4 separate regions of the Homo sapiens genome follow, and regions 2, 3 and 4 are each linked to region 1. A link is a contact called in ENCODE Hi-C or POLR2A ChIA-PET data. All regions are on one chromosome and are shown on one strand. The core of a region is the stretch at or near the end of the contact, and the rest is flanking DNA. Distances in the headings are between cores, read along the strand shown. Region 1 overlaps URB2 (URB2 ribosome biogenesis homolog). Region 2 overlaps GALNT2 (polypeptide N-acetylgalactosaminyltransferase 2). Region 3 overlaps GALNT2 (polypeptide N-acetylgalactosaminyltransferase 2). Region 4 overlaps GALNT2 (polypeptide N-acetylgalactosaminyltransferase 2).

Region 1 (5,056 bases), core at 1,735-4,234:
GCTGTTCTTGACATAAATAAAAAAGGAATCTATTAAATGGCAATCATGAAATCACTTCTGCTCTTGGGTGATATGATGTGATCTAATTACTAGTGTAGGCTTATCAGTGGTCTGTTTTGGTAGTTTCAGAGCCTGCCTGCTGCCTTGCTCTGGGGTGAGATGGGGGTCATAGTGTTATGGTGAACGTAGTTGTCATTGTCCCACAGGGTTGGCATAGCTTCCAAGGTGATTGACGGTGTAGAAGAATTTGACACAATGGGCAGGCAGCTTATCTTCTTATAAGGTTTTTAAATTTAAAGACTCCAGTTTTTTAAAATGCCCCTGGTAAACATGTAAGCATCATTTACTGAACAGCAAAGCCAGCCTTTTGCTTTCATGGAGTTTTATTCCAGGTTTGTGTTTGCTTGAGTTAGCTTCTATTTCCCCAAAATACAAACTTTAAAAATATGAGTATTTAAAGGTTTGACTTAGTAATAAAATTATATTTTAAAAGTGAATGTCGATTTTTTTCTCAATTTGGAGGTCAGTTTGAAATTACTTGTTAGTGCTTCCCAAGGCATTGTTGGCAGGTGGTGCGGCTTGATCTCTGCCCCCAATTGTTCTCACAGAGGTTTGCCTTTTTCCTCAGGTGACCTTATATCCAGCTGTGAAAAGTCTGCTGCAGGAGGGCATTTACCTCATCCTGGACCTCTGCATCGAGCCTGACGTCCAGTTCCTGCGGGCCTCGCTGCAGCCGGGAATGAGAGACATCTTTAAGGAGCTCTATAATGACTATCTCAAGTACCACAAGGCCAAACATGAAGGAGAGAAAAGATATACGGCCTAAGGCTATGGGACAGAAGTGCCGCCAGTGACACTGTCCAGAGGCTTTGGCTGCATGGTCTGAAAGAGCTGGAGAATGAAAGACTTAAGATGTTCTAATTCGTAGTATTGGTATACATAGAAAATCCTTTGGGGTTTATGTAGTATATTTTGATGTATTTTACATCGTGTTTTTCTTACTATTTTTTAATACATAGTTTTATGCAGTAAGTATTGCAATAGAATCCTGAAAATTGACCCTGGGATGAGATTAATTCAATAGAAAAATTGCTGACTCTTGGGACCTTTCTGTGTTTGGTTCTCGTCTTGGCTCAGTGGTTTGGTGTTCCCTCGTCTGCACTGGAAACTACATAAAACTTGGCTTTTTACTTTGGGTACATGGGCGTATAATTCAGCCCTGTTTAAATATACTTGCCTTTCAAATTCTTCAAGTAACATGGGAAGTATTCTTGAAATGTCACATTTTCTGCCTTCCCTCTAAGTATGCTTTCTGAAGAAGTCAGGGAAAGTTAGAGTCTGTGGCCTGAGGTGTCTGCTCTGGGTGGCGATAGTGGGCACCTCAGGCAGGTCGGTGACGTTTAGCACAGGTGCCAGGGCTCCTGCCTGCTCCTCCTGTGTTAGCTCTGTGAAGTTCATTTAGGAATTTTTTTTTCCTATGCAGTTTAAGAAATAATCCTAATTGTTTTTTCTTATTACCTAAGCAATATATTTTTATTATAGCAACCTCAGAAAAGAAAAATAAAAGGATAATTTAAAAAACTCATTCATAGTCTCAGTTACCCAGATAACCTCGGTTGTCACCTTGGAGTATCTTGTTGTAGTCCCTTTACTATGTGTATGTATATAGATGTGCATATAAATATATATAGTAGCTAAATTGGATCATAAATGCATTTTTTTAAAGTTACCTTTTTTCCTGTGTAATATTTTAAGTAACTCTGGGTCAGTGAAAACATTCGACATATATTTTTTTTGGCTGCATAGTAGTCCATTGAGTAGATATTGTTGTTTTATTTAATAAGTACACCATGGTTAGACATAGGTATCTGTCCAAATTCCCTTTTATAGATGGTGCTTGCAGCTGAATTATTTTCAGAAGATGAATTCTCATGAGTTGTATTATTTGTCAGAAAACCACATCATTTTTAAAGGATTTATATAAATATTGCCAAATTGCCCCCTAGAATATTACTAATTTATTTTCCTACTAGTGAGTCAACTTTAATATTATTGATTTTTGTTTCTTTATGCTTCCTTGATAGGAGAGAGATGTTATTCTGTTTTGAATTTCTTTAATTACTAAGAGATTATACATTTTTCACATTTACCATTTTTATTTCTTATGTAAATTATGTTTATATAATTATCTTTCTTCTGTAATAGCACATTTCTCAATTGGGATATTTACCATTTTTCTTATTCACTGTCTTTGGGGGAATCATGTTGGAATTCCCTTTTTAATTAGTTCAAAATGCAGACTTTTGAAGTTATTTGAAGGATCATCCTTAAGCAAAGGCTTTTTTTTTTTAACACTGTATTTTCAAGCAGATGTGATTGGAGCAGACAATATAAAATGAATGTCTTTGATACCTAAGAGAAATGGCCCTTGTTTTACGCCCCACATTTGATTTTATTTCCTGTGCTATCTTGTGGGGGCTGGGGGACAGTCCTGCCTTACGCACTGCACATGTCATCTGTTCCCTTCCCTTCCTCATCTAGACTGTGTGTGCAGAGGGCCTTTCGAAGCTCTGGCCACCAGAAATGTCTTCGGCTGGTCTGGCATCCTTTCGCTTAATGCTTTGTGTTGACAGAATTTTGTTTCTGTAGTAAACTCCCTGCAGGAGCCTCGAAGAGAGTCTGGTGGCGCCATTTCTTGTTCACAATTGGAGATGGGTGTTGGTGTGAGCGGGCGACCTTTCAAGGACACGAGCTGTAAACAAGCGGGAGCTAAAACACGGTCTTAGGTTTGCCTCTGGTTCAAGTGCCCAGACCGGAAGCTAACTGTCTCCAAGGCCTTCATGGAGCCATGGCTAGTTTTTCCTGTGCTGAAAGTTCTGAAGGCCAGAGGTGAGGGGACCATCCTTTCCCCCTGCCTTGGGAATGCTGGGTGAGCTGACGAACGTGGAGCAGTTCATCAGGCGTCCTGGTGGTGGCACTGCAGGGCCTTTCGAAGGGAGTTGGCAGCGGCTGCCAGGTAGTCAGCCTTGAAGGAAGGGAAGGACGAAGAGAAGGCTGGGACTCCACCTCCTCCCTGCACAGCTCTGAAGGGCTCTCTGCTGTGTTCCCATTTCTGGGGAAGCAGTCACAGGTTCCTCACAGTCATTTCTATTTGAACTCTAAACGCTCCTCAGCAAAGAATTTGTTTTAACTCCATTTTGCTGATTCATAGGGTAGAAGAAACATGTTTCTGGCTGGCAAATATGGAGGCTCTGTTGTTCATTTTTATCCTGTTAGAATAGACCTCACAAGCAAAGAGAGTTGGCCCAGCCAGCTCTCCACATGGCAGAGTTGGGGACTCAGCTTGGGGAACGGCAAAATGCTGGGCTTCAGAGAGACTGTCCCCACTGGACTTGCTGTGGCTCCAGACCCCCATCACCTGACAGATGTGCATGAATCACCTGTCTGTACCAGGCACGGAGACATGGCCCTGGTCCTCAGGGAGCTTTCTAGTAGAGGACATTGACAATGAGCCAGGAAACAAATAGGCCAGGGGGTGATCGCGGGGTTGGCAGCAAAGCAGACAAGTTCAGTGGCTGGAGAAAGAGGTGATATTTGAACTGAGACCTGCCTGGGTGGTGAGAGGCGCCCCTGGAAGGGCCTGGGGTGCTGATCCTTAATGCCTGCACTGAATCCATGTGGCAGCCTGGTTTTGGCTGAGGGCGGACACCTGAAGGGAGGGGTGGGCGTAAGGGGAGTTGGGTGAGAGAAGGCTCAGCGGGGTGACTTTGCCTGGGATGTTGCCTTGGGCGGTCCTGGACAGTAGTACATCAGGGGGCCCCCAATGGCACAGACAACACACAGCCCCGTTCTCGACCTTGCCCTGCTTGTGGACCACAGTGGGTGGGTCTCCTTCACAGCCTGTCTTCTGCAGCTTCCCGGACTCAGCCTCCTACAGTAGCTGTGGAAACTGCCCAATGTTAAGGAGTGATGTGAAGTCTCCAGAAAAAAAGACAGCAAAGAGGGGGTGTCTACTTGAAGGGATTTGGGGGAGTTTTTTTTTTTTTCGGTTTCTCTTTTTCATTTTTCTTTGGAGACAGGGTCTCGCTCTATTGCCTAGGCTGGAGTGCAGTGGTGCAATCCTAGCTCACTGCACCCTCCAACTCCTGGGCTCAAGCGATCCTCTTGTCTCAGCTTCCCAAGTAGTTGGGACTACAGGTGCACACCACCACAACCAGCTAATTTTTAAGTTTTTAGTAGAGATAGTCTCACTATGTTGCCCAGGCTGGTCTGGGACTCCTGGCCTCAAGCAGTCCTCCCTTCCTTGGCCTCCCAAAGTGCTGGGATTACAGGTGTTAGCCCCCGCACCTGGCCCTGGTTTCTCATAACTCATAGAGGTAACTTTGATTTATTGCCGGCATGCCAGGCTATAGCCTGAATTCTTTTGTCTAATAAGCTCATACGTTTCTGCTTTATGTCTCATAAAAGCCGCTGTAGAGGCAGCAGCAGTGTCGTTTTTGATTCCTCATTCCCTTGTGCAACTTCTGAACACTCTCCTTTTTTTTTAAATTTTACTTTGTCGTTTACCTTTTCCATCTCTTCCAGCAGACAAGTTCAGTGGCTGGAGGGAGAGGTGATATTCACCCTTTCCCCCTCAGCCTGTATGTCTCTCGTGTCTCTCTAATGGATGTTACTTCTGTTGCCCTGTGCTTTCTTGTCCCCACGTCCTTCCAACACCATTCTGCCATCCCCACTCACTGACTTCTCTGCCCTCCCTCCCTGGTGTGTCTGGGCCACCTCTCTCAATCACTCCTGCTTGCTGGTGACCTCTCTTCTTTCCCAGTCTTCCCTCTTGTTTCCTGCTGATATTTTTTGTAGCCTCATGTCCACACTGGGGACCCTTCTGAAATGTCCTGACCCCACATTCCCAGGACTGCCACCCCTGCCCATCTGCCATCGCTGATGTGAGAACTCACACTTGAGCCTCCTTGTTGGACTCTTCTTGGCTTCCCTTGCTCCTTTTTTTTAAGAGGCTGGAGTACAGTGGTGTGATCCTAGCTCACTGCAGCCTCCAACT
Region 2 (5,056 bases), core at 793-3,292, 620 kb after region 1:
TGTAAACACCGCATATATACATATATACACACCACATGTATACGTATATATAGATGCCACATTTATACATATATAAACGCCACATATATATACACACCACATATGTATACATATATATACATGCCACATATACATCTATAAACACCACATGTATACACGCCACATATATACATATGTAAACACCACATATATACACACCACATATATATACACGCCACATATATACATATATACAAACACCACATATATATACATATACACACACACACCACAGATACATACATATATATACATGCCACATAGATATACATATATAAACGCCACATATATATACATATAAACACACCATATATATACATATAGATACATGCTACATTTATATAAACACCACATATATATACGCCACATAGATATACAAGCACAACATATATACATGCCACATGTATACATATGTAAACACCACATATATATACACACCACATATACACACCACATATATATATACAAACACCACATATATATACATATATACATACACCACAGATATATACATATATATACATGCCACATATATATACAAATATACATGCCACATATATACATGTATATACATGCCACATAGATATACATATATAAATGCCACAGATATATACATATATAAACACCACATATATACATAGACACCACAGATACATACATATATACATGCCACATATATATACGTATATATACATGCCACATATATATACGTATATATACATGCCACATATATATACGTATATATACATGCCACATATATATACGTATATACATGCCACATATATATACGTATATATACATGCCACATATATATACATATATAAACACATATATACATATATAGACACCACAGATATATACATATATATACACACCACATATATATACATATATACACACACACACATATACACACAGTTTCTTTAAACATTTCAGAATAGACTTTCTACCTGCCTTGTAAGCCGGTTTTCTCTGACGTATTCCCTTGTGGCAGCTTGTGGACACACCCTTTCTCAAGGCATGGGGTAACAGTTAGTGTCAGGAATAGAAATGCAAGCACAAAAGGTCCTCCCTGTATGCCCATACTTGGAGTGCCTGCCCCTGTTCTTACAGTCGGTCCTTAGAGATAGATGGGATGTAGGGAAACTGAGGCACAGAACCTACTGGAGCCAAGAGCCTAAGCCAGCTTCTAGTCTAACCCTGATTTCACAACAGAAAAGTCTCAGAAAGTCATTGCCTCCACCCTGGAGTCATCTGGGAAGACCAAGGCCAGGACCGAGTCCCCGGTTCTGACCCCAGTTGTCAGGGAGACGCCTGCAGAGGGCCCTCTTTCACCTGTCTGTCTCCAAACCCCTGCGCCAGCTCTGGGTGCTCCTCCTTCCCTGCTCTGCAGAGTCCCAGCCTGTCCTGGCAGTGGGAGCCCCTCTCTAGGGTTCTGCTCACAATCCGCATCTCTAAATGTCCATCTGTGTTGATGACTTGATACCAAAATGTGTAAGGGAGTGCCTGTTAAACAAGAGAAGGCTAGCACCGCTTGGACCCAAACCACCTAGAAATTGCCTCACTCATTGGCCCCTCGAGAGGAAGCTCCTCGAGGGCAAGGCTGGCATCTGCTGAGCCAAGTACTGGGTGAGTCTCAAACACATTCCCCTGGGATGTAACGGAGCAGAGATGTCTTTGGATGTAATGGATTGATAAAGTGATGACTTTAGTTGACACCTTTTTAAAAAACAAATATTACTTCAATATTGCTTAATTTCAAGAATTGACAGGTGTTTCTGCTTCAGTCCCAGTTTTGGGGAACCATAACTGACACGGCTTAGGACCTTTGTGAAGCATGAAAAGACCTATAAATAATAAGTTTTTCTGGATGTATGGCATGTATAAATGGGGATCTGTTAGGTTTTAAACCCCAAGACTCAGGCTATTAGAGAGGATGTGGGGGCTGTTTCAGTAGAGTCTGACTGCCTTGAAAATCTGCGCTCCCCACCCCCAACCACAATCCCATCAGACAGACAGATCAGAGCCCACAAGGCCACCTGTGCGAGACGGAGCTGGGGTTTTGTTGTTGTTTTTCTAAGGTTCTTGATTTAGCTGATGCTTTGACACATGACAGGCAGTCCCTCCAGTGGCCAGAATCAGATTCCGTTCATTCCGAATTCTTTGTTGAGAAGATTCCTGGCTGCTCAGAGTAACAGGGCAGCCTCAATACATACACACTTTACATGACAATGGGGAAAAACAGCATGAGGGGTGATTGACAGCAACGAGGGAGCTGGAAATGAAAGAGGCAATGACAGGCACTTAGCAAAAGCCTCCCCGGCTCCTCTGATTGCACTGTCTTTCCCTGCTGGCAAGAACTCCAGGTGAGCAGGTGGACGGAAATAAGGAAAGCAGGGTACAAGTGACAACATCCTTGTGGTGTTTCGCGCAGGTCGGGTCCCCAGCACTGGGCTCCTCTGCCTGCACCGGCTCCTCCCTGCCTCACTCACTGGCCCCTCAAGAGGAAGCTCCTTAGCAAATTTTATCTTGGAACTGAACTGGCTTTGCCAGTTGGAACATTTGGTTTCCAGGCACGTCCATGTTTTCATATGTTGTGCATATTTGCAGAGTCAAAGGGGAAAGGGAGGCAGGAGTGAGAAAATTTAATTCTGCAATGTCAAAAGGATTTGCAAAAAATACTTAGGTGAAGGAGCTTTCGTGCACACAGTATAAAAAATTAATTAGAACCACAGACTTCATTATTTGAAACGAGCTTTGGGGAAGAAAAAAATGTTACTTTTTTTTTTTAAGAACAAACATTAGAGATTTTTAAAGGGGGATTTTTCTGTTTTTCTTTCTTTTTTTTTTTTTTTTTAAGAGACAGGATCTCACTCTGTTGCTTAAGACTGGAGTGCAGGGGTGGGTATGACCATAGCTCACTGCAGCCTCGAACTCCTGTGCCCAAGCGATCCTCCCACCTCAGCCTGCAAGGAGCTAGGACAACAGGCATGCACCACCATGCCCTGCTAATTTTTTTTAAAAAAAATGTTTGTAGAGATGGGTTCTTGCTATGTTGCCCAGGCTGGTCTTGAACTCCTGGCCTCAAGCGATCTTCCTGCCTCGGCCTCCCAAAGTGCTGGGATTAGTGTCGTGAGCCGCCTGCACTCAGGCTGAAAGGGGTATTTATGTTACTTGCTAAACAGGGCTCCTCAGATTTCCTTCAGGCTGGGTTGTGCACTTTGATTCTGGCTTAGTTGGTGGGTAACGGGTATGTGGGTTGAGTTTGGTTGTTCGCTTGATTTGAGTGTTAGTAAAGAGGCATCGTACCCTGTACTTTACAAGCGGCATGTTCAGAACTCAGCAAACATTGGTCCCTGCCATACAGAGCACCAGGGGGCTCAAGGGTAGCAGAGACAAGTTTCTCATATCCACCAAGGAGCTTGCACACCAGTAGAGAACAGACTACATAGAAATAGGCTTCTCAATGCTATGTTCTGTTCAAACAACCATCTCTCTTCCTGACATTTGGCCTGACACCGTTCCTCTGGCTCCCCCGAGCAGAAAGCCCTAAGTGGGAGCATGGAGGTGCCCAGACCAAGGCCTCCAGGCAGGGCTGCTTTCCAACAGCCAGGGGAGGATCTGGCCCTGCATTGTGTGGATCCCTTCTTGGGGTGAACCATCACTGGATCAAGCTTTCATACGAAGGCATGCAAATTCCCCTACATCAAATCCTGTGTTAATGACGAAGGGGTGGGTGCCCAGAGCTCTGGGGCTCAGAGGAGGGGACACCCACAGAAAGTTTGGGGCAGGAGACGTTCTGAGTTTTGATCCAAGGCAGAGAATATGTTTCCTTCCTGGGTCCCAGCAGCACCTGTGGCTGGTTTCCTGTGGGGCTGCTGCAAGCTCCTCGGCCGTTCAGATGAGAGGCTGGGAAAAACGTGTCTATCTGTGAGTTTTTAATGCAGCCACAAGGTCCTGAATTCACACGAATCTGTTTGTACTCCTTTGCTTGTGCCCACACTCTAAGGCACTCTCCTGTGTCTTGCAGAAATGGGAACAGATCGAGGGCAACTCCAAGCTGAGGCACGTGGGCAGCAACCTGTGCCTGGACAGTCGCACGGCCAAGAGCGGGGGCCTAAGCGTGGAGGTGTGTGGCCCGGCCCTTTCGCAGCAGTGGAAGTTCACGCTCAACCTGCAGCAGTAGGAGGGTCCGGGAGGCCCTGCCGTCCTGTCTCCTGCACCATTGGGTGGAGTCTGGTGATCACATTATTGATTATGTTTCTTAAACTTTCCGCGAAACTAATATACCTCAGTATTCCATCATGGTCTGAAAGTCAAACTTCGGCAAGGCACGGACGACTGTGCAGACACAGCAGCGGCAAGAAGCGAGAACTGCCCTCCCCCTCCTCTCGGTGCAGCCCAGCCGGGCCCCCTTCCCCAGGCCGGAGCGCCCCTCTTCCTTCCAGCTTTCACTTCTGCCGGCTCCGCAACTGAGTGACACCCAGCGACAACCGACTGGGGAGTGGTAGAAGCAACTGAACGGATGCGTGCGAGCTGAGGACAGGGCGGGAGGAGGGGGCACACATGCCCCAGGGGAGCGAGGAGAACTCTTGAAATCTCCATTTTCAATCCCTTCGAAATCACGTATGGTTTCCACAAAGCCGAGTCGTGTCACGTGGCAGGTTTACGTCAATAGTCCCTCTCTCTGCTCCTCCATTCGCAAGTGTCTTCCTGGGCCAGACTCCCCTCCACCTCATGTACTTGCTATATTGAGGATGAAGTTTTCTATGGTGGGACACTAAATATAAAGCTATATAGAGAAAGAATGTACGGTCAGTTCCCTATGGTTTCTGTAGATCATCGTCATCTTGTATATTCCCCACAAAGCCGTTCGCAGCTTCCGGGAGAAGGGGCCAGAGCCCGGTGGGGCCAGTTTCTCACAGAGGGAGGAGGTGGCCTTTGTCCCCTGGAGCCCGATCAGCCAGTTGGTGCTACTGCTGTGGCCAGCTGGGGGGCTTCCTCCAGACCACCGGCC
Region 3 (5,056 bases), core at 1,593-4,092, 590 kb after region 1:
TCTGCTTCTCAGCTTCCCCCTCTGGGAAATGGGATGATAATTGTGCTGGCCACACAGGGCATAATGGAATTAGACATCAGCGGGAGGGCGGGCATGCTTGGAGGACTGTACCTAGGGTGGGAAACATAACATTCAGGAACGATTCCCAGCAAATGGTGAGAAGTAAAATGTTTGGGGACATTAAAGAGGAGGGATCCTTAGATAGCTAGAAAGCCTGGCTTTCAGAATGTTGTATTTCCCCAAGTATTCGAAGAGCTGAGATCTACCAGGCTCTATTTCTCCCAAAGCAGCTGCGTATGTCAGAGCAGGGGCAAGAACAGCCAGGTGTTCCGTGTGGGGGTGCAGGTCTTCTGGGTCAGAGGAACGGGGCCACGTTCACCCTAAGAGCATTTTATGAAATTCCTTTAGAAAAAAAATCAAGGATGCCATTCTTAACAGATCTTTAATCTGCTATAGCCTCTCTCTTTGGACCAAATTAATAAAATAAATAATAAGATAATAGTAAACATCAAAAAAACAAAGGAAAGGTTATGTCAGCTAATCCTTAACCTTCTCTGTTAGTGAAACAGCCAGGACATTGTTTTTCTGGTTTTCCTTCGTGGCCTTTGAGGCACCATGATAAGAGCCAGCTCAGGGGCCCGCAGGGGTCTCCTCTCTGTGCATTTCTGTCCCCACTGCCTGGGCCCCTGTCCATTTCCCTCTCTCTTTGCCTGAGGCCACTCTATCCTGCAGTGAGGGAGCTGGGAGGCCTCTTTGTCCAGAGCCATAAATTCTTGGCCAGCCCAGGACACTCAGAAACCCTCACCCGCCATCCTTCAGTCACTGGGGCTGTCAGGGCGGACAGACTATGAATTCAAAGCATGCAGACAAATCCAAACTTAGGCATTGCAAAAGCCCTGTTGACAAAAAGCCTGATGGCAGAGAGCTTAAGAGGATTGAAAGATGCATGCCCTAGAGTCATTAGGTTTTGCTGTCAGACCCTTGGAATTGGAAATGCAGCACCATGAGCCATGTGTTTGCCAAGAAGTGGCCTCCTGATGCACCAGGACAGCTTCCGCAGGTGGAGCCTGCTGGCCTCCAAGAGGCACTATGTGTGTGACCCTGGGAGCAAGAGCGAGACCTGAGGCCCTGCAGATGCCCACAACCAAGTCCGGGTACAGGGTCTAGGCTCTTCTATCCTCAGGGGTCTGTGGATTCCAAAAATGAAATGCAACAGGTGCCAAATATATCTGAAATTGAAGCTTATTTGCCCAGCTTGGCAACTTCCGCTGGCTCATTTTCCCTTAAAGTTTTCATATTCCCAGCATGTTCCCACTCCATTCTTGCTGCAAATACAGTCTGAAGTTTGCTGGCCCAGGGAACTGACAAAGCCTCGTTCCCTCCCCAGCATTGCCTTCCCCTGGGGCAGTGTTGGAGGTACCACGGCTTGATTTTCATGTTGGATGCTCTTTTTCCTCACATCCTTACAGCCCTTGGACATGCCCTGGTTATCACCACACAGACCCCAGTTCTCTCCCCATATTTCATTTTTTCCTATGCATTTCAATATTAGAAAAGCCTGACTCACATTTTCTTTAGGGAGGGGCAGGGAGAAGATTTCAACATTCACCCTCACTGCCGGTCTCTCTCTTCAGCTACACCCACGCCCCCAGTCCCCTTCTCTCTCCTCCACACCTTCTTTTTTGGCTTTGTTTTGGTTTTCATTGAGTTCTGTCCAAACATCGAATATTTTTAAGCTGTGAGGAATGGGGGTGTCGGGAGGAAGTGGCCAGTCTCTTGTCAACACCCTGTTTCTTTTCCTGGCTGGCAGGTTTTGATTGGAACTTGGTATTCAAGTGGGATTACATGACGCCTGAGCAGAGAAGGTCCCGGCAGGGGAACCCAGTCGCCCCTATAAAGTAAGTGCCAGCATCCTTCAGGGTGCCCCTCCCAGATGAGACCCCAGGTTCCAGCTTCTTTGCTGGGCCCGCACCGCCTGGAGACCCAGTGGGGGCTGTTCACCTTCTGCCCTCCGGTTTCCCCTCGTCTCAGCTCAAAGATGAGCACCTTCCACCAGGTCATAGAATAAAATCCTTGGAGATTTCTTTTCCACAGTTGAAGTCTCACATAGGTTTATAAGGCCTATCTGCTAGGTCTGTGCATTCCTGTATGTTGATAATGTAGAGCGTTTCTGTAGCAGAGCAGGATCTCCGAGCTGACCCCAGGCCCAGGAAAAGGGGCTTGGTGGGCAGCAGGAGGCTTACTGCTGCTACTGCCCAGCAGGCCTTTGCTCTCCTGCAGAGGAAGGAGCCCATGCTCATGAAGCCCATGCTTTTAAGATTCCCAGGCCGGGCGGTGGGCTTTCTGGTTGAGAGTCAGGATGCCTTCTCTAGCTGGGGAGAGAAGGGGGCCACCTCTTCCAAGTTGGCACACGGTTAAGTGAGATAGCATTCACAGAGTACTTAGCGCTGAAATATATTTGCTGACATTTAGCCAACATCTGCAGTGTGCCATAGACCTTCCCAGCACTTTACACTGAATTCGCACAGCATCGCTTCTGGGAACAAAGTAGGGAGCTCAGTGTACATCTGTTGTCAACCCCTTCCTGGGATGATGAAGTGAGGAGCATGGTGGGTTCCCTTGTAGGAGGTGGAGTCTCATCTATGATAGTGATAATGAGAGCTGGTGCTGTGGAGCATTTCCTAAGCGTGCTCAGGGCTTTATGCCCATGATTTTTTGCAATCCTCGTAGCTACCCTATAAGGAAACTGACACACAGAAAGGCCGAGTTCTTTGCCTATGGCAGCATGTCAGTGAGTAGTGATCCAGCCCCAGCAGTCGCTCCCACATAGGGGAGGCTCAGTCCAGCCCCTGGCACTGTGGGAACATCCAGGCAGGGACAGTGGGGGAGGCATTTGAAGGCAGCAGTGGTGAAGCAGAGAGAGTGGCATGCTGGGCACTGAGCAGAAAACAGTGGCAGTGTGGCTGTTCTGAAGATCAGCTTATTGTTAGGGAATCAAGGCTTGGCCTTGGCGCAAGGGTGCTGGCAATCTAACCTTGACTTTGCCCTCTCCTCCCTCCCCCCTCTTCTTTCTGCCTCTTTAGAACCCCCATGATTGCTGGTGGGCTGTTTGTGATGGATAAGTTCTATTTTGAAGAACTGGGGAAGTACGACATGATGATGGATGTGTGGGGAGGAGAGAACCTAGGTATGTACAAGCCTCAAATCTCAGGACAGAGAAGTGCCTCAGCTCTGCAAAAGGCAGGGTGCCAATTGGAAAAAAAATTTAAAAGGCTTCAGAGTGACCATTCACTGGGCTTAATCGATCCTTGCAAACACATATGTAACACCCCTTTTGCTCTTGAAAGTCTCATGAGTTGGGCATTAAAATGTGCCTCCCTAGGTTAGAGTGGAGGATGCCAGAATACGGATAAAGTCTTTGAAGGGAAATGCAAACTCTTTCAAGGCGTCTGAACCCAAGTGTTTGGAATGTTGCAGGCTTGCAAAAACAGAGGGAAACAGTCCAGGAGCTCAGATTCATGCTGAGTGGTGGAGAGTGGAAAATGAACCCCGGCGAGGCTGGTGGGATTGATTGAATTGAAATCATGAAAATCCGATGGGGCAGGGAGGCCTTGGCACTTAATCCCTTCTCGACTACCTTTGCGAATGGTTCTCATTTGTTTTTCTGTTTGTTTGTTTTTTTGTTTTTAAATACCCCATGCAAATTATTTTTACCCAGGTTTAGGCACAGCAAAATTTTGCACATTGTGGTCTATATTGGTAGCCTTATATTTACTGCATAAAAGATGAAAAGATGTGTTTTGTTTGTTTAGGGTTTGGAGTGGGGGAGATCTTTTTTGCTTGTTTCAATTAAAGCCTTTTGTTTCAAATGCTTGACATTCTGAGCGAATTCTCCTGGGCTGCTGAGTGTTGTTAACTTACATTCGTCCTTGGGTGAGTGTACCCTGGAGGACAGGGGAGAAGGAAAGGGGAAAATGAGGCCACTCATTTTTAATAGTTTTGAGACTTTGAAAGTTTTTGTTACTTTAAAAGAAAAGACTAGCCTAGCCTATTATTTTTCCATTGTTTTATGATGTTGAAGTCAGTGATACCATCTCATCTTTGAGGATTTCTCTGCCTTGGTTTGATGTTGAAAGCTTCTTTAGGCTCGATTACTATACTGCACGGGTGGAGAGACCGTGAGTCAAACTCCTTTTGGGTTGTTTTAAAAAAATGATACATTAACCTCTAGGGAAAGCTTGGATTGAAGTCACTTGAGTACAAAAGGCTTCAGAATTGTTAACCCTCTAAAGAGAGTTCTGTCACCCTGTTCCATGGGTATCCCCTAATGGTTTAGTGGAAATCCAGCAGGCCAGGGTCGCCCAGTAGGGCAGCGTATCGTGTAGGTGGCCATTTCTCAAAAACAGTGTGGTTTTCAGAAGTTTGCATACTATTAGCTGAAATGAGACATCAGCCAGCATTTTGTGTCATCGTGTAGGAAGAGTGTTGATTTACATATCTAAGGAGGCATTCACCCAGAGACTGGGGGGTAGATTTGTTGTAAGGAGCTGCTTTATTGTGGTTTGGTGTTTGTATTTATTATGTAGCTGTGCTAGAAGGTTCTAGGGTCTGAGCGGTTCAGGTTGGGGTGAAGATGAACCCTGCAAGCAGGAGCACATCTCTGCCCAGGAAGGCTGGGGCATCTGTCCCTCCGTGAGGGGCTCTCCTGGGTTATGCCAAGGACTTGGACTCCCAGTGAGGTTTGGAGGGCTCAAGAGCTTCACGTGAGAAGGCCATGCCGTGAGCCTTTCTCCTTAGCACTGCTCTAGCTTCTGCTTCTGGGGGCCGTGCACACTACTAGCCATTGCCAACCTGAGGGGCCTCTGTGGGTGTGCATTGGGAGAGGTGTATGGTGCAGAGAGGCCCGAGTAAGATCCAAAACCACCTCCTCAACGTGTGCCCCGCTGGAATGACCAGAGCTTCCCATTTTCCTAATCATGTAAGTCCTTATGTCATTTAAGCAATTAAAATGGAGGACCAAGAACCTAACCCTTAACTCTAACAATGGGGGTAAGGC
Region 4 (5,056 bases), core at 920-3,419, 520 kb after region 1:
GCAAGGCAGGTCTACTGGCAACAAATTCCCTCAACTTGTGTTTGAGGAAGTCTCTATCCCTTCTTCATCTTTGAAGATCAATCTTTTTTTTTTTTTTTGCGACAGAGTCTCGCTCTATTACCCAGGCTAGAGTGCAGTGGTGCTATCTCAGCTCACTGCAAGCTCTGCCTTCTAGGTTCATGCCATTCTCCTGCCTCAGCCTCCCGAGTAGCTGGGACTACAGGCGCCCAACCACACCCAGCTAATTTTTTTGTATTTTTTTAGTAGAGATGGGGTTTCACCACATTAGGCAGGATGGTCTCGATCTCCTGACCTCGTGATCCACCCACCTTGGCCTCTCAGAGTGCTGGGATTACAGGCGTGAGCCACCGCGCCTGGCCTGAAGATCAATCTTAAATGGTACAGAATTCTAGGTGGTCATTTTTTTTTTCTCTGAGCCCTTTAAATATTTCCCTCTCCTCTCTTCTTTCCTGCATGGTTTCTGAGAAGACATTAGTTATAATCCTTCTCTTTGCTCCTCTATTGATAGGTAAGGTGTTTCTTTCAATTTTTTTTCTTTATCTTTGATTTTCTGCAATTTGAATATGATATGCCTCAGTGTAGTTTTTGGAGCCTTTATACTATTCTGTGTGTTCTCTAAGTTTCCTTAATTTGCGTTTTGGTGTTCAACATTAATTTGGGGAAATTCTTAGTCATTATTGCTTCCAGTATTTCTCCTGTTCCTTTCTCTCTTTCTTCTCCTTCCGATATTCCCATCATGCATATTTACACCACTGTAATTGTTCCACAGTTCTTGGATATTATTTCAATTTTTTTCATCTTTTTTGTCTTTGCATTTGAGTTTTAGAAGTTTCTAATGTCATGTCCTAAAGTTTAGAGATTTTTTTCCTCAGCATGTCATGTCTGCTAATGAGCCCATTAAAGACATTCCTCATTCTCTACAGTGTTTTTGATCTCTAGCATTTCCTTTTGATTCTTTCTCATAATTTCCATTTCGCTGCTTACATTATCTGTCTGTTCTTGTGTGTTACCTACTTTTTCCATTAGAGTCCCTAGCATATTAATTATAGTTGTTTTAAATTCCTGATCTGATCATTCCAACATTGTTCTATATCTGAGTCTGGTTCTGATACTTGCTGTGTCTCTTTAAACTGTGCGTGCGTGCGTGTGTGTGTGTGTGTGTGTGTGTGTGTGCGCGCGTGTGTGTGTGTGTTTAACCTCTTAGTGTGCCTTGTAATTTTATGTTGAAAGCTGGATGTGATGGACTTGGTGCACGGAACCCTGGTAAACAGGCCTTTAGTTGTGTGGTGTTAAGGTGTAGTGGGAGGGGAAGCTTGCTATAGTCCTATGATTTGGTCTCATTCTTTTAGGGAACCTTTGTGTCTGGGCTGTGAGCCTCACATTTGCTTCTCAGCTTCCCCCTCTCCACATCCTTAGGTGATACTAAAGTCTAGCAGAGGCTGGTTATTTCCTGTTCCTCAGATTGGACAGGCTCTGATAAATGCTAGCAGTTTAGTCCCTGTTTAAATAGTTTCTCCCGATGGCAGGCCTTATTAATAAGAACACAGTGCCCTGGCTTCTTTCAAAATGGTTATTTTCCCCTCTCACTGTTGTAAGCATGAGGGGATATTTCTTCAATATTCACTGTGAGGATCTGGTAGAGCTCCAGGAGGTAAAACTCACACAAATATAGCTGCCACACCCCCATGACTGGGTCCCCCTGGAGTTTTTAATCTCTTAGGCTTGTCCACAGTGAGCCTCCAGGAATTTTCCACTACAGTTTAGGTTTTCCTACCCCCGTAGTGGATCTTCAGGGGTTTCTACTTACAGGCTTCTGCTCCAGTGAATTGTGATTCCTTGTATTCACCTGTCCAATTTGGGGGGCTGTGGCTTGTGACATTTCTCCAACAGATCCAAGGCAGATCTCTAAGAAGTGCTGATTTTTCATTTTATTCAGCTTTTTACTGTTAGGACGGAATAACGACTTTCAAGCTCCTTACATGCCTATTGGGAACTGGACGTCCGTTTATGAAGTGTTTGCTTTGCTGGCAAGAGTGTTTGCTGGTGAGAGTGTTTGCTGGTGAGAGTGTTTGCACGTTGTGTTCTTGACTGTGGTTGGACAAGCGTCACCCCAGGGAGTCCAAGCCCCTCCTTTGTGCCCTCCCCATGCGTTGTCCCACCTACACCAGATGCAGGTATGTCACTGTCTCCTCCAGGAACTCTGACTGGACGCATGCATGCAGTCAATTTGTGTGTTAAGTCGGCCTCCCTGTCATCTTTCCAGCTCCTGGATGAGTCATGAAGCCCTGAGCCACAGTTCTTTCATATGTAAAGTAAACATTACCCACACAATGGGGAGCATCTGAATAGAATAGTTAATATTCCTTTATTATAATAATAGGAAGCTAGGATACACACTTCTGTTGTGTGGATTAATGAGAGACTTCCTATGGATTATCTTCTATTAAAAACATACAAGTGTTCTGATGGTTTTCAGGCAAATAGAGAGAGGGAGGGAAAAGCCATCTTCAGGTCATAGGCTGGATTTGACCATTGAGAGTCATACCTTACTTAAAATCATTTGAGTGCTCACATTGACTCTGCCTTTCATATCCTTAACTATTGCATACAGTTGGTTTTCTTATCTTCAAAGAGATCAGAATGTACTGATTTGCCTCTCTTTTGAGTTATTAGTAGTAATTTTTGATAAATGCACAATGTCTTTTTATTTTGCCAAAGGGCTTTCTTTCCTTTTTATGTTGAAACCATTTTTCTTACTAAACCAACATACACATAATTTTTTTGTTGTTAGAAATTATTTTCTTGTGATTGAAAAATACATTTTCCCTAAGCATGAGGAACACAGCTAAAGTTTTATGGTTTGCAAGAAACCGCTGGCCATGGCACTTCCCAGTGTGTCAGTGGTGTGTTCAGGAAGCTCAGTGGCTTCCTGTGTTCTGTGTGTTGGGCATGTAGCAGTTGTAGACAGATGGGCGGGAAGACATGACACCAAGCTGGATGCTTTTATGGCCACAGAACCCACTGACAGATGAAGGAGCCAGATCTAACAGGGCAGAGCAGTGATGTTCCAGGCCAACAGTCTCCAATTTTCTGATCGCACACTCTATGAACAGACGTATATTTAGACCACCTCCCACACACATATGTATTAAAATGCTTACTTAGGAATTACATGCATATTGCCGTACAGATTTATTGATACATTCTAAATGAAATGGGATAGTTCCCTTGACCCCTTCACAGGACTCAGCCCACAGCTCTCAGCCCCTCATGGGAGGAGCAGCATGCAGGTGAGTGGGTGCAGGGGCTGGGGTGAGTGCTTTTGGGCATCGGCAGGAGTAGAACTCTGTGCAGCCCCCCGGCAGCATCTGGGTGGGGCTACCTGTGACCCCTGGAGCCCTAGAGGGCATATGTTACAGTGTGCTCTTAGATTTGCTGTCCACAGATGACTTAAGTGTTAGCTCAGTGCAAGGTCAGTGTGACAGCCTTTTGCATCCACCCTCTTGGTACCTGAATTCTCGTCCGGTGTCCAGGAAGAATCAAGTTGTGCAAACAAATTGAAGGATGGTGAATGTGGAGGACTTTATTGAGCACTGGAAGTGGCTCTCAGTGGGATGGGAAGCTAGAAAGGGGGTTAAGTGGGAAGATGGTCTTCCCCTGGAGTCCTGCTGTCCCCAGCCAAACTCTTCTCCAAAGTCCTGCTGTCAAGCTGTCCCTCTGAAATCAAGCTGATTCTCTCCAACATCCGGCTGTTTCTTCTCTCCTTCTCTATTGCTTTGCTGGTAGGGCCTGGGGTTTTTATGGGTACAAGATGGAGGGTGGGGCGGGCCGGGGTGGTTTTGGAAAAGGCAACATTCGGGCAGGAAAACAGAAATGCATGTTCTCACTTTGGGCCCTACGGTTCCAGGCTTGAGGGTGTGGCGTTTGCTAGGGACCACTCTCTCCTACCCAGTATTTCCCTGCCTCCTGTTTGTATCATAAAGTGTATTTAAAATAAGCTATTATAAAGGATGAGGAAAATACTTGACAATGTCTGTCATTTTCTTTCTTTGCCCCAGAAGATTGTCTTATGTGGCCCCACTTTGGAGACTACCACTCTTGGGGCTGCCGTGGTCACAAAAACCCAGATTATTGTTTTAACTCTATTTCTTGCCTTGGTTCATCGTACTTTGGGGAAGAATCTGGAATTTGTATAAAGTATACCACCCAAGTGGCAGTCCCAGCTGGAAGTCATGGAATGGGGGCAAGAACAATAACCTGGGAGCACGGGATCTGGGTTCGGAACAAGGATGATGGCCGGGAGCTCTAGGCTCAGCTGTGCCACCAGTCCTGTGGCCTTAGACAAGTTAAGGAGTATTTGGGTTTTGTTTTCCTTGTCTGTAAAATTTAGATACATTCTTGCTCTAAAACTCTTTGATTCTGTTAACTGTGTCTTACCATTTCCCTTTAATCTCTATTCTCAGATTGGAATCACCAATTTTATTTTCTTTTACATGCTGTAAAAATATATCTCTGTAGTTCCCCCCACCCTCATACCACATTTCAGGTCTACTGTGGATGAGTTTTTGCCCATAAACTCTGTGACCCTTGCTTCTATTTCAGCATCATGCTTTCTACTTGGAACCACTGAATTTTTTTTTTCAGTGTTGGTTTTTAAAATATTGTCTTCAAATAGAGTATGTATATTAGTCAATATTTTGTATTTTGGAAATCTATCTGATAGAGAAGAATGTCATTTTTTCCCCTTGGTGTGGAAAAACTTCTGGATTGAAAAATAAGTTTCTCCCTGTAATTGTCTCTGAATCTGACCAGCCAGCCAGCTGGCAGAAGGACTGGCAAAGGAGCGGGGGCCGGAAGAGGAGCAGGGGCCAGTAGAGGAGTGGGGCCGGAAGAGGAGCAGGGGCAGCTGTAGGGGCTAGAAGGCCGAGGTCTGCCTCTGAGGACAGCTGTTGATGAGGTTCTTGTTGGAGATCTCTCACCCTTTGGTCAACGTGGCCTTTTGGAGCAGATTTTCTCTTTGCCTTTATGAGACCTT

Evidence for each region. A loop is a pair of places that touch in the nucleus more often than their neighbours do. ChIA-PET counts read pairs that join two places held with the same protein, here RNA polymerase II (POLR2A). Pooled maps may share reads with other maps.
Region 2: a map of Calu3 shows a loop between it and region 1 (4-fold over the local background). The contact joins two enhancer-like sites. A Hi-C loop is called at or near these places in 15 of 168 maps with a recorded cell type or tissue (Calu3, HCT116, IMR-90 and 10 more), 1 of 37 single-sample maps with no recorded cell type and 19 of 50 pooled maps. POLR2A ChIA-PET finds 5 or more read pairs at or near these places in 3 of 52 experiments (T-cell, WTC11 and activated B cell).
Region 3: a pooled map shows a loop between it and region 1 (2.9-fold over the local background). The contact joins two enhancer-like sites. A Hi-C loop is called at or near these places in 13 of 168 maps with a recorded cell type or tissue (HCT116, IMR-90, MCF 10A and 8 more) and 18 of 50 pooled maps. POLR2A ChIA-PET finds 5 or more read pairs at or near these places in 2 of 52 experiments (activated B cell and activated naive CD4-positive, alpha-beta T cell).
Region 4: a pooled map shows a loop between it and region 1 (2.3-fold over the local background). The contact joins two enhancer-like sites. A Hi-C loop is called at or near these places in 1 of 168 maps with a recorded cell type or tissue (heart right ventricle), 2 of 37 single-sample maps with no recorded cell type and 6 of 50 pooled maps. POLR2A ChIA-PET finds 5 or more read pairs at or near these places in 1 of 52 experiments (MCF 10A).

What each region holds. Positions count from the first base shown.
Region 1 is chr1:229,658,472-229,663,527 of GRCh38, forward strand. URB2 (URB2 ribosome biogenesis homolog) reads left to right here. Exons shown (of 10, transcript NM_014777.4): 10 at 629-1,729. The coding sequence ends at 826. Among named protein-coding and RNA genes, the nearest start is that of URB2, 35 kb to the left of the region's middle. Within about 2 kb of position 2,985, at least 2 of the 41 ENCODE cell types and tissues checked have a DNase peak (open chromatin) inside an H3K27ac peak, as active enhancers do.
Region 2 is chr1:230,275,234-230,280,289 of GRCh38, forward strand. GALNT2 (polypeptide N-acetylgalactosaminyltransferase 2) reads left to right here. Exons shown (of 16, transcript NM_004481.5): 16 at 4,070-5,056. The coding sequence ends at 4,225. Among named protein-coding and RNA genes, the nearest start is that of PGBD5, 150 kb to the right of the region's middle. Within about 2 kb of position 2,043, at least 3 of the 41 ENCODE cell types and tissues checked have a DNase peak (open chromatin) inside an H3K27ac peak, as active enhancers do.
Region 3 is chr1:230,247,374-230,252,429 of GRCh38, forward strand. GALNT2 (polypeptide N-acetylgalactosaminyltransferase 2) reads left to right here. Exons shown (of 16, transcript NM_004481.5): 9 at 1,811-1,898; 10 at 3,084-3,187. Among named protein-coding and RNA genes, the nearest start is that of PGBD5, 180 kb to the right of the region's middle. RefSeq lists enhancers at 3,970-4,631, 4,632-5,056. Within about 2 kb of position 2,843, at least 3 of the 41 ENCODE cell types and tissues checked have a DNase peak (open chromatin) inside an H3K27ac peak, as active enhancers do.
Region 4 is chr1:230,184,109-230,189,164 of GRCh38, forward strand. The region is part of intron 2 of GALNT2 (polypeptide N-acetylgalactosaminyltransferase 2); the gene reads left to right. Among named protein-coding and RNA genes, the nearest start is that of GALNT2, 120 kb to the left of the region's middle. RefSeq lists enhancers at 1,598-2,336, 2,337-3,075. Within about 2 kb of position 2,170, at least 14 of the 41 ENCODE cell types and tissues checked have a DNase peak (open chromatin) inside an H3K27ac peak, as active enhancers do.